2 separate regions of the Homo sapiens genome follow, and region 1 is linked to region 2. A link is a contact called in ENCODE Hi-C or POLR2A ChIA-PET data. All regions are on one chromosome and are shown on one strand. The core of a region is the stretch at or near the end of the contact, and the rest is flanking DNA. Distances in the headings are between cores, read along the strand shown.

Region 1 (2,700 bases), core at 1-2,500, 140 kb after region 2:
CCGCGTTTCTCTTCCGACGCGGGTAGGGCGTGCTTGTCCCATTCCCAGGAACCCAACTCATCTGAAACAACAGGGCACAACCGCCGGCCTCGGGTTGCTCAGCCGCCACCCCAGAAATCCCCGTTGGAGGTACCTCCTCTGAGCCACTGCAAATGAGCGGGAATCCTCTACCGGCCACAAGCCCAGAGCCCCCAGCGTGCCAGTTCCTCGGGATGTTCAGCGGCTTCCACTGGGGGAGAAGGGAGGGTCAAAATCAGCAACGTTCCTCCGGGAGTGGGAATCTAAAACCAAATCACCTCCCCGAGGGAATCTCCAAACTACCTACTCGCCCCAGGCTCCGACCCTCAGCATATCCACCTGCCGCGGGACCCCCAAACCAGCCCCTCTCCTAGTAAACATTAATTCAAGTACTTCCTCCGGAAATCCCCAAATAGCCACTTGCCTGGGAAACCCCAGCTCTGGTCCTTCCCCGTCTAACCCCCTTTTCTAAGACGGTCGGCCGTCACTCCCTGAACTTCCACAGCACCTGCTTCGGTGGAAACCCGGTTCTGCAGTCCCTGCTGGGGGAACCCCTGCCTCAAAGCCCAAGATGCCCAAGCGCTGTTCCCAGACCCTGGCATAGACACCTCCCGCGGGGCTCCTCCCCAGCCCGGCAGCCTCGAAAGTTCTGGAACCCCTGACTTGCGCTTTGGACCCAGATAATCAAGGACTCTGAGTCTCAATCCCGAGAAGTCACTTTACAATCTCTCGGAACACCCCGAGCTCCTCCAGGAACAAGGAGTGCGAGGCACCCCACCACCTCCACTCGGGTCCCGATGGCTCCACCGGCCCTAGCCATCCCGTCCACCCCTGCTTAGCACCCAGCTACCTGCACCGAGTCCGCAGGCGAACCTAAAGTTGACTCCCCCCGGGGAAGTTGCACGGCGACTGACGGCCCCAGTGACGCGTGCGCTCCCGGCCCGAGTTGGGATGGCCTGCCGGCTGCACCTAATGTGATGCTAAGCTGAGGTCTCTCACTGGAGCCTCGGTTGGAATCCCCTCGCCGCAGCCTGGCTGGTCGCTGGATGGGTACAGGAGGCGAGCGAGGAGCGCCTCCCAGGCTGCGCGCGCGGACAGCGTCTGGATGCGGCGCTGTGCGCTGGGGCTGAGGCTGCACTATCGCACGGGTCCGCTAGGGGGCGGGCGAGGCCAGCCGCGCAGACCCCTCCGGAGCGGAGCTGGTTCGCCCAGCGTTGGTCCCAGAGCCTTAACAAATGGGTTTATTTTGCAGTGGTTTAAAACTGCGAGAGGGAGGGAACTCGTCAATAACCCGCCCGTTTCTTCCTTTCTTGGTTTAGAAGCTCTTGACTCCGAGACACATAGGAGGCTTGAATAATAATGTTCTTCCCCGGGTAGATAGTGATGAAGTTACAAAAGCATTTAAACTGATTATTTCCCAAAAATGATGTTAATTTTCAGGCTTTTCTCTCCCCCCACACCTCCAGCTTGATGTAGCGGCTTTAGCAGTGAACTCAAATAAGTCTTTGCTTTGGAATACTTTTGTTCCTATTCCCGTTAATGAGGAATTAGAAATGGCCTCTATTCTAAGCAGTGCTGGGAGAGGCGTTATTTTTTCGGTAGTTTTAGAGGAAATTCTGAAGCACAACACTGTCTTCATTTAAAGTGATTCTGCTTGTCTGCGCCCAAGAGCCGTTTCTGCCTCCTTGTCGCGCTTCGGAATTAAAATTCTAAATGATGCCAAAGGAAGATAAAATGTTAAAGACAGCTTCTCAGCCTCCCTGCCCCTTCTCTATTCTAAAATCATTTTTTGAAGTAATTTACAGTGGCCAAGAATTAAGTCAGAAAAAAAGGCCAGGATTCAAAAATAAACAGGGCTCTTTAAAATGCATTAAATGTGTATTTCCTCCTGACATTTCACTTCTCCGTCTTTTTATTATGTGGAGAGACTTGAGTTAGCCAAGGACTGGGTTTCCTTAATCCACAATTACAGCCCCATGCCGAGATATCCCAGGGGCCAACCTTACAGCACCTGGATCCCAGGGTTCTAGCTGAGTAATCATTCCAGAATGGGGCTGGGAATCTTGACAGCATTGCCAAGGGGTGGCAGGCAGTATTAATCAATATTAGTCAATAGTACCTATCGGCCTCGAAAATTACAGATTAAAGTTACAGACGACTCAGGTGAGAATGAAGTGACCTTGGGCAAGCCCCTTCTCTTTGGGCCTCAGTCTCCTCATATGTAAAATGAGAGCACTGGTCAAGATAGCTAATGTCTGAGGTCCTGTCCCTCTGGTTTTCTGAAACTGTATAATCTGTGCAATCTGAGGGTTCAATCCTAGCAGGTAAAACACCCCTGCCTCACTCCACGGCTGGATGAAGGCAGATTTTTCCCTATGAGCCCCTGACCGGTGAATGTGAGAAGGAAAACACTGGCCTGTAGAACCAAGCCTGCCCTTCTTTCTCCTGGAAGACAGCTGCTTTCTAGGGAGCAAGTTTACTGAGCCACTTCACCAAGGACAGACTCTTCTACCCTTTGTAGGGAAGCCTGCCTACCTGTGTGGTCCTCGCGTAGCCCGTGAGACAGCCTAATTCTGGATTCACCTAACAGGGCTATTTAGTCTCATGCAAAAGGTAAATTCTCTAACTTAGTTTTAATCTAAACAACAACAATAACAACAACAGTAATAGTGTGATCCCCAT
Region 2 (2,700 bases), core at 101-2,600:
GGCGAGGGATGAAAGGGCTGGTGGAGAAGACAGTTCACGGTAGCCAGGGTCAGAGCATGGCCAAAGGATGAGGCTCGAATCAGGACACCAAAGAACGCGAGAAGTTTGGTTTTACCCCCTGGGATTGTTAATAGGCCTGAATGAAGGTTTCTGAAAAGACAACTAATGCCATGAGTAATGCCACTGAGGGGCCTGTGCTGGGTTGAATAGCGGCCCTTCCAAGTTCAAGTTTACTGGAATCCCAGAGTGGGACCTCATTTAGAGATAGTCTTTGCAAATGCATTTAGTTAAGATGAGGTCATATGACAAGGTAGGGCCTAAATCCGATGACGTGTTCTTATTAGAAGCCCATGTGAAGACAAAAAGACATGCAGGGAGAAGGCTGGGTGACAAGGCAGGTGGGGACTGAAGTGGCACAGTCACAAGCCAAGGAACACCAAGGACGGCCCGCAGCTCCCAGAAGCTGGGGGAGAGGAAGGGGATGGCTTCCCTCTCAGTGCCTCCAGAAGAACCAGCCTAGCCCACACCTTGATTTTGGAATTCTGGCCTCCGGAACCGTGATATAATAGGTGTCTGGTTTGTTGCTGTTGTTTGTTTTTTGTTTTTTTGAGATGGAGTCTTGCTCTGTCGCCCAGGCGGGAGTGCAGTGGCACGTTCTCCGCTCACTGCAAGCTCTGCCTCCTGGGTTCACGCCTGTCTCCTGCCTCAGCCTCCTGAGTAGCTGGGACTACAGGCGCCCGCCACCATGCCCAGCTAATTTTTTGTATTTTTTTTTAGTAGAGACGGGGTTTCACCGTGTTAGCCCAGATGGTCTCGATCTCTTGACCTCGTGATCTGCCCGCCTTGGCCTCCCAAAGTGCTGGGATTACAAGTGTGAGCCACCACGCCCAGCTGTGTCTGTTGTTTTAAGCCACCCATTGGTGGTCATGGCTTACAGCAGCCGAAGGAAACTAACTCAAGTGTCACTGTCTACTTTGTCTCTCCAAGCCTTCCAAACTTTACCTGCTCAGCACCCACTGCCCTGCACGACAAATGGAGTTGCTTGTTGGTTTCCCTGGCTGACAAAGACTGCCTGGTAAGAAGAACCCCAGGTCTTGGCCCTCTTACAGGACCTAGAGGTCAGAGCCAAGCAGGTATTCAGTGTATGTTGGTAGATGGATGAGAAAATAAGAGAAAAATTAAAATCGAACTGTCAAAGTGAAAGTGTCATTAGAGACCACACAACCCCACTTTTTCATTTTATAGACGGGAAAATGGAGGCCCAGAAAGGGAGGATGACTTGGCTGAGATGACACAGTTACTGCAGGGAGCCTCAGGCCACCAGCCCAGCCCGCTGTCCCCAGGATCCCCCGGCCACCACACCCTCACTGACTCACCAGTGGTTCACAGATGACTCACCGTGCCCGCCCCGTGGCAGCCGCTGCACTTGTACCGCCCACGCCCATGGCATTTGTGGCATTCCTGAAAGTGCAACGCTTTCTTGGGATCTAGTTTCCCAAGGGCCACTTCTCCCACACCCATAACATCACCATCTAAACCGAAGGTGGAGTGGATCAGGACCAGGATAGGAAGATGGCACAGGAAAGAAATGGCCCTTCCCATTTGACTAAGATTCCAGAAGGCTTGACTGCATCAGGAGATCATGTCACCATTTCCTCTGAGCCCTAGCCCAATCTGGATGCCATCAAGGGGAGACGTGTTCTGGGAGCCCCATATCCTAGCTCACACTCTACGGTTTCCTACCAGGCTGAACTACAAAGGCTGATGGCATTTGCCCATAAGGTAGCTAATGTGGTCTTTGGGAACAGAAGCCATTAAAAAATGGACAGGATTTTTATGAAAGGCAATGAGCTAGCTACTAGTATTTAATCACTAATTTAAAATAGCCTTGGCCCCCTTGAGAAAGGAATAGAACACTTTCTCGACCTCTCAAAGTACTCTTTATCTTAGAACTCTGTAAAAACTCATAGAGCAAAATTGCACCCTTAAATCCAGTCCAAAAGTGTAAAGCAGGCAGTAACCGGAAAAGAACACAATATGAGCTATCTCAGTCGTGTTTTTGTAATCCACTAGGCTCCTCTCCCTTCACGCCACGAATATATGTCCATAAAGCAGGATGGAAGTCAGATTCTGTTTCCTTACTGACTCTCATGCAAAATCCCAGCAGGGTTTTAAGTTTTTATTTTATATCAATTTCATTCAGCCCTTCAGCTGTTTAAGCTAAAATAAATTTTTAAAAAAGATGAAAACTACACTCAACCTGTCCAGGAATGTCACTGCTCACTAAAGCTGGTGACGATTTGTAAATCGGATGATCTGTTTGCTAGGTGAACACTCCCAGATTTGCTTGGAATTTTATTTGGGACTACATTCCATATACCAGGTTTTATTAAATTACGTTTATTTATAACCAACAAATGAAGCACCGGCCTGAATTTTGGGTTTCCCTTCAAAGGATGAGTTTGAGGAAACATGCAGTGCCTGGAAAGCCTCTCAGGGAGAAGGGCAAGTATTCCAGTAATCGCGTTAATCGTATTACCTTGACCAGTGACGAGTGAGGGACCTGGAACTTCCTGGTGTCTTCCTGAAACATCGGAGGACCTTGAACCTTGATGTCCCAGAGCCTGGGGGAGGCGCCTCTTTGCGGCCCATCCACAGAGTGGTCTGACACAGAAAGGGGTCATTGTAAGAATGACGAAG

The links. Hi-C counts contacts between places; a loop is a spot of excess contacts on that map. ChIA-PET counts read pairs that join two places held with the same protein, here RNA polymerase II (POLR2A). Pooled maps may share reads with other maps.
Region 1: a map of Caco-2 shows a loop between it and region 2 (7-fold over the local background). The contact joins the promoter of OXTR here to the enhancer-like site in region 2. A Hi-C loop is called at or near these places in 2 of 168 maps with a recorded cell type or tissue (Caco-2 and PC-9) and 6 of 50 pooled maps. POLR2A ChIA-PET finds 5 or more read pairs at or near these places in 1 of 52 experiments (OCI-LY7).

The regions. Positions count from the first base shown.
Region 1 is chr3:8,768,363-8,771,062 of GRCh38, forward strand. OXTR (oxytocin receptor) reads right to left here and starts at 1,251. Exons shown (of 4, transcript NM_000916.4): 1 at 869-1,251; 2 at 134-229. RefSeq lists enhancers at 47-718, 1,366-1,415.
Region 2 is chr3:8,628,266-8,630,965 of GRCh38, forward strand. SSUH2 (ssu-2 homolog) reads right to left here. Exons shown (of 12, transcript NM_001256748.3): 6 at 2,540-2,664; 7 at 1,399-1,461. Among named protein-coding and RNA genes, the nearest start is that of SSUH2, 15 kb to the right of the region's middle. RefSeq lists an enhancer at 1,258-1,347. Within about 2 kb of position 1,351, at least 3 of the 41 ENCODE cell types and tissues checked have a DNase peak (open chromatin) inside an H3K27ac peak, as active enhancers do; they include PC-9, where a contact is called at or near this core.